Regions from separate parts of the Homo sapiens genome. Here region 1 is linked to region 2. Evidence: read pairs that join two places in POLR2A ChIA-PET (ENCODE). Cell type or tissue: Caco-2. All regions are shown on one strand. Each heading gives the region's core, and the rest is flanking DNA. Links, peaks and the distances in the headings are about the cores only. Region 1 overlaps UNC119B (unc-119 lipid binding chaperone B). Region 2 has its middle 15 kb from the start of HNF1A-AS1.

Region 1 (2,685 bases), core at 186-2,685, 240 kb after region 2:
AACTCATACTGGTTTACACCCCAGAGTGGAATGCTTCTCAAGATTTCCTGAGCAGCTAGACACAGGAACCCACAGCCCCAGATACAGAACACCAGACTTTCAGAAGCAGCAAAGCCCTGTCCTGCTGGGCATGGACCAAGCACTATCCGCAAATGGTCTCCAGTGAGACTAAGGCAAGCTAACAAGGAAGAGGATACAGCACAACTCAAGCCAGATTGCCCACCTCCTCCTTCCTCCACATCCTCTTTCTAGCAAAAGCGAACACTGCAGATAAGAGATAGCCCACTAATGTAGCAGATACAGTGTGCCCAGGGGCATGTTTCCAAGACACACTCTACTAAGCACAGCTCTGGGCAGCTCCAGAACCACATCCCAGATAATACTCAAATATCAAATAGTAGAAACTGTCCCACCTGGGCCTCTGTCAAAGAGAGAAGGGATTGTTGTTACGCTTGACAGGAACATGCAAATCCCATTTGAGGAGCCACAATGAGAAACAGAAGGTGAGGAGACAGTGCTAACAGCCCTGGCATCTTTCTGCCAGTGAGGAGGTGGGAACAATGGCAATGCAGCTTTCCCCTGCAGCATAAGGGACAGAGCCACACGTAAGGCACCTGGATTTACAGTGGACGCCAGTTCTGAGAGTGGCCGGTCTGGTGATAAGGAACCCACTCCACAGGAGGAATGGTCTCTCCCCTCTCTCGGGGCTGAATCCAAGGCCAGCACACAGGGGTAAGCTAGGACCTTCTCAGTGAGAAAGCTGCCAGCATGTGGCATTGCCAAGACTCTGGCCTGGGACAAAGCACTGGGCCAAGGTTCGGGGCCACTCGCCCTAAAGCCCACACAGGGAGCAGCACTGGTGGTGGATGGACAGGAATTTCTGTGGCCACACACTGTCTCTTCCATCCCTGGCCCCCATACGGCCTTTCTCCCAAGCACATCAGGACACTCTCCTGTCACAGGTACTGTGACACCTCACAGTCACTTACCAGATACCTGGGCCTTTCCTAGTGACATCCTTCTACTGATGCTAACTGGACCCTGGCCACATCAATCGTCTCATCAGAGGGTTTGTGGAGTCTGTCCACTAAGGGTCTGAGGACAAAAGCAGCCCACAGATGTGCAAGTGAACTTTTTTGAGAACACATCACTCTGACAGGCCACATCAGCCTATTTTGCCCTTTCTGAACACCTAAAACAATTCTAACTAGCAGTCTGAAGGCTCAGACTGCATTACGTAACTCTGATCCACCAGGAAAGTTCCAGAAACTACTTCAGTAGAAAGGTAGATAGGAAAACCCTCCTAAACAAGAAATGTACAAAGAGCTTCGGAGGCAAATCCCCATCAAAAGCCAATCCTCCAGGCTGTGCAGTGCAGAGAAAAGTCAAATCTCTCCTTTAGAAAGCTGCTGCTGATTCGTAAGCATATCCTCCCAACATAAGCCAGATTAGCCCCTGGAAGCTGATACTATCAGAAGTCTAACCACATATCACATATGCTGGGAACACCACTGTCATTTTATAAAACCTCCCCGAAAGAAGTCTGGAAATAAAAAAACAAAATACAAGACCTGCTCTGGCCTCAAGAGATACTACTGTTCCATGAGCAGAGCTGACTCATTCTATTTCATGAGACTCAGAAGGGAGGAGCCAGGAGATGTGGAGCAAGCTTGTCTGTCCTCCAAAATGGGAACAGAAGGCACTGCCAGGCTGAAAACTTGGTCTATTCCCAGGAGGGCTGGCTGAGACCCTGGAAGTCAGACAGAGCAGCAGCCTCTCCACAAAGCAGACCCTTCAGCTTGGCAGCATCACCCATTCCTTGGTGCCTCCACTCTTGGCACCTCCCTCCCTCCCCACCCTTTCAAGTGTCTTCCAGTTGGTTTAAGACTTCACACAGACCGAGGGCAGACTGCGCTGATGGCAATGCCGGAGGTGAGAGGAGGAGCTACCTGGAAGAGGCCTACCTTTCAGCTTCCCACAGCACCCAGGAACCTTAAGAGCTGCTGACCTGCTGGTGGGCCTGGCCAGAGCCTTCTCACCAGGCACAGCTATGCCTGGTCGTCAAGACAACCAACAGGCAGCCAGAACTACGGAAAATAAACTTTTTTATCTGGATTCCAGGACCCTTATCCTAACCTTTTACTTTACTATAGTACCTCTGCAACCTACGGGGCAGGAAAAAAAGGGAAGAAAAAATACTGGGGAAGAAAACACAGCACTGTTTGGCAGCTCCTTTGGCGCGCAGGAAACTGCCACCCCAGCCTTGGCTTCCTGGGGCCAGGTTCCAGATGTGTGTTGACAAACTGCAGCTTCGATCATCTCCGTGTGCCAGGATCTTGTGGCCGCGGCAAAGCACCTCCCCTATCTACTCTTGCAGCACTTACTGGCCTCCATTATAGGCATAATCAGCCTTGTTGTGCATTATCAGCTTGTTGTCAACAAAGTAGAAGCTGTCAGAGCGGGTCTCGTAAGGATTTTCAATCATTAGACGAACTGCAAGTCAGGCAAAGGGGGAAGAAAAAAGCAAAGAATTATGTTTGAGTCTGCCCCACAGGGTAGGTGGGAGAAAACTTTGCATCCCCTCCAAAATAAGCCAGCGCTTCAGAGTATACTCTGCCAGAATAACGATGAGGTCAGAACAGAGGGAGGCAGCCCTTGACAGCTGGGGAGACCACAGAGGCCCCC
Region 2 (3,014 bases), core at 282-2,781:
AAATTAATAAAAACAAAAATCCAAAGTTGGACACACACACAGAGAACACCTTAGGACAATAGAGGTACACCGTGGAGTGCTGCAGCAGCAAGCCAAAGATTGCCAAGGATTACCAGAGACGTGAGACGTTGGAAAGGGCAAGAGTGGAATCTCCCCTCTCCCCCAAGTTTGAGAGGGGGCCAAGCCTTACCGACACCTTAATTTGAGGCCTCTAGTCTCTAGAAATGCAATGTGCAAGGCGGGGCGCGGTGGCTCACGCCTGTAATCCCAGCACTTTGGGAGGCTGAGGCGGGCCTTAAGGTCAGGAGTTCAAGACCAGCCTGGCCAACATGGTGAAACCCTGCCTCAAAATGCAAAAAGTAGCCAGGCGTGGTGGCATGTGCCTGTAATCCTAGCTACTCAGGAGGCTGAGGCAGGAGAATCACTTGAACCCAGGAGGCAGAGGTTGCAGTGAGCCGAGATCACACCAGTGCACTCCAGCCTGGGCAACAGCGTGAGACTCCATCTCAAAAAAAAAAAAAAGGGCCGGGTGCAGTGCTCACGCCTGTAATCCCAGCACGTTGGGAGGCTGAGGTGGGAGGATCACCTGAGGCCAGGAGTTCAAGACCAGCCTGGCCAATATGGTGAAACTCTGTCTCTACTAAAAATTCCAAAAAAATTTAGCAGGGTGTGGTGGCGCATGCCTGTAATCCCAGCTACTCGGGAGACTGAGACAGGAGAATTGCTTGAACCCGGGAGGTGGAGGTTGCAATGAGCTGAGATGGCGCCACTGCACTCCAGCCTGGGAGACAGAGTGAGACTCCGTCTCAAAACAAAACAAAACAAAAATGCGACGTGCAGTGATGTGCTCCAGCTGGTGTGATCCCCTTGGGGATGTGGCAATGGATGGGCATCCCCAGACTTGATGATCATCCCTTTGTCTCTTACCAGCAATCCCCAAACCAATTCACAAGTTCTGTTTTGTTTTGGTTTGGTTTTTTGTTTGTTTTTTGAGACAGAGTCTCACTCTGTCGCCCGGGCAGGAGTGCAGTGACATGATCATATCTCACTGCAGCCTCAAACTCCCAGGCTCAAGTGATCCTCCCACCTCAGCCTCCCTAGTAGCTGGGACTACAGGTGTGCACCACCATGCCTGGCTAACTTTTTTCATTTTTTGTAGAGATGGGGGTCTCCCTATGTTGCCCAGGCTGGTTTCGAACTCCTGGGCTCAAGTGATCCTCCCATCTCAGCCTCCCAAAGTGCTGGCATTACAGGCGTGAGCCACCGTGCCCGGCCACAAGATATTTTTTAAGCATGGAGGTTTCTGTGCATTGGATTCCCCTCTTTGAGCTTCACCATATATATTTGTCCAAGGGCAGGGAGATCCGGTGTAATCTGCTTACACAATATTCCTGGAGAAGTTCTTCTTTCAGTAAATACTTGTACATCTCTGCAGAGTGACAGCAGGTTCTCCAGCAAACACCTTGGGGAGCCCAACCCTTTCCTGGGAATGCCCCTGTGTTAATGGGAATCAAAGCTGAGAGCAGGTGGGGAGAGTACATTCTTGGCTTATCAGCTTCCAACAGAAAGGGGAAATAAAAACAGATGCAATCTTTTATTGCAAAGGGATGGGTGCCTCTAAGATCAGATAAAGCCCATATAGGATTATGCAGAAACTGGTGTAAATTTGCAGGTCATCAAGACTCAATGTCCCCTCCCTCCCCACACTGTCCACCTCTGGACCATTTTGCACTTTATATTTTCTGAGAAAGGAGGCAGAGGGGAAGAAGGGGTTCAAAGGTGTCAGCCTGGCTCCTGGTGACCAGCTCTGTTTAGCAGGAAGTTAGCTGGAACAACTGATTGAGCCCTGGGATAATCTATGCTGTCACTGTGGACACAGCGGAGCAGAGGGCACACACAGTGGAGGGCACACACAGCGGAGGACAGACACAGTGGAGGGCACACACAGTGGAGGGCACACACAGCGGAGGGCACACACAGTGGAGGGCACACACAGCGGAAGGCACACACAGTGGAGTTACCTCTGATCCCCATGCCCTACGGGGCTGCCACCTTCCTGCCAGGGTTTGGATCATCACAGTCATTTGCATCTTCACTCCACAGCGTGAGTGCACATACACATCTGTTTTATTGCATTTGGCCCTTATAGGAATGAGTGGGATATGGGGAAATGAAAAGGCTGAGACTGCGATAAAAAATGTAGCTCTTAGGCCAGGTGCGGTGGCACATGCCTGTAATCCTAGCACTTTGGGAGGCCGAGGTGGACAGATCACCTGAGTTCAGGAGTTTGAGACCAGCCTGGCGAACATGGTGAAACCCCATCTCTACTAAAAATACAAAAATTAGCCAGGCGTGGTGGTGGGTGCCTGTAGTCCCAGCTACTCAGGAGGCTGAGGCAGGAGAATCCCTTGAACTCGGGGGTCAGAGGTTGCAGTGGGATTGCACCGCTGCACTCCAGCCTGGGCGACAGAGTGAGACTCCATCTCAAAACAAAACGAATCGAATCAAATGTAGCTCTTGAAACAACCAAAACAAAGTTAAAGTTGTAAAGAGTGGAAAGTCCTTAGCATTGATCAGAATTAATCTTTGGCCAGGTGCAGTGGCTCACGCCTATAATCCCAGCACTTTGGGAGGCTAAGGTGGGAGGATCATTTGAGCCCAATTTGAGACTAGCCCAGGCAACATAGTGAGATCTCATTTCTACTGGAAATGAAAAAATTAGCCAGGCATGGTGGCATCTGCCTATAATCCTGGCTACTCAGGAGGCTGAAGTGGGAGGATTGTTTGAGTTTGGGAGGTCGAGGCTGCAGTGAGCTAGGATGGCACCACTGCACTCCAGCCTGGGCAACAGAGTGAGACCCTGTCTCAAAAAAAAAAAAGAATTCTCAATCTTCTCCCCGACCACAGCCTTCCTCAAGTAAGCTAAAAACAAACATCCTCTACATTGTTTGAGTCAAATATTGGCTTTATCCTTGACACCTCACTTTCTTTCCTATCCCATAGTCAATTGGTCT

The links. ChIA-PET counts read pairs that join two places held together with the same protein. Peaks named below come from ENCODE experiments on the same cell type or tissue, not always from the same donor. Only the 100,000 strongest peaks of a DNase experiment are listed, where the experiment ranks them.
Region 1: POLR2A ChIA-PET joins it to region 2 with 7 read pairs; 3 of 35 experiments call an interaction of 5 or more read pairs at or near these places.

The regions. Positions count from the first base shown.
Region 1 is chr12:120,719,728-120,722,412 of GRCh38, reverse strand. It overlaps UNC119B (unc-119 lipid binding chaperone B), which reads right to left. Exons shown (of 5, transcript NM_001080533.3): 5 at 1-2,493. The coding sequence ends at 2,381. Among named protein-coding and RNA genes, the nearest start is that of MIR4700, 2.1 kb to the left of the region's middle. In Caco-2, for the core only: no CTCF peak of the experiment used is centred there; no DNase peak of the experiment used is centred there.
Region 2 is chr12:120,955,666-120,958,679 of GRCh38, reverse strand. No RefSeq gene overlaps it. Among named protein-coding and RNA genes, the nearest start is that of HNF1A-AS1, 15 kb to the left of the region's middle. In Caco-2, for the core only: no CTCF peak of the experiment used is centred there; DNase peaks (open chromatin) are centred at 1,479 and 1,772.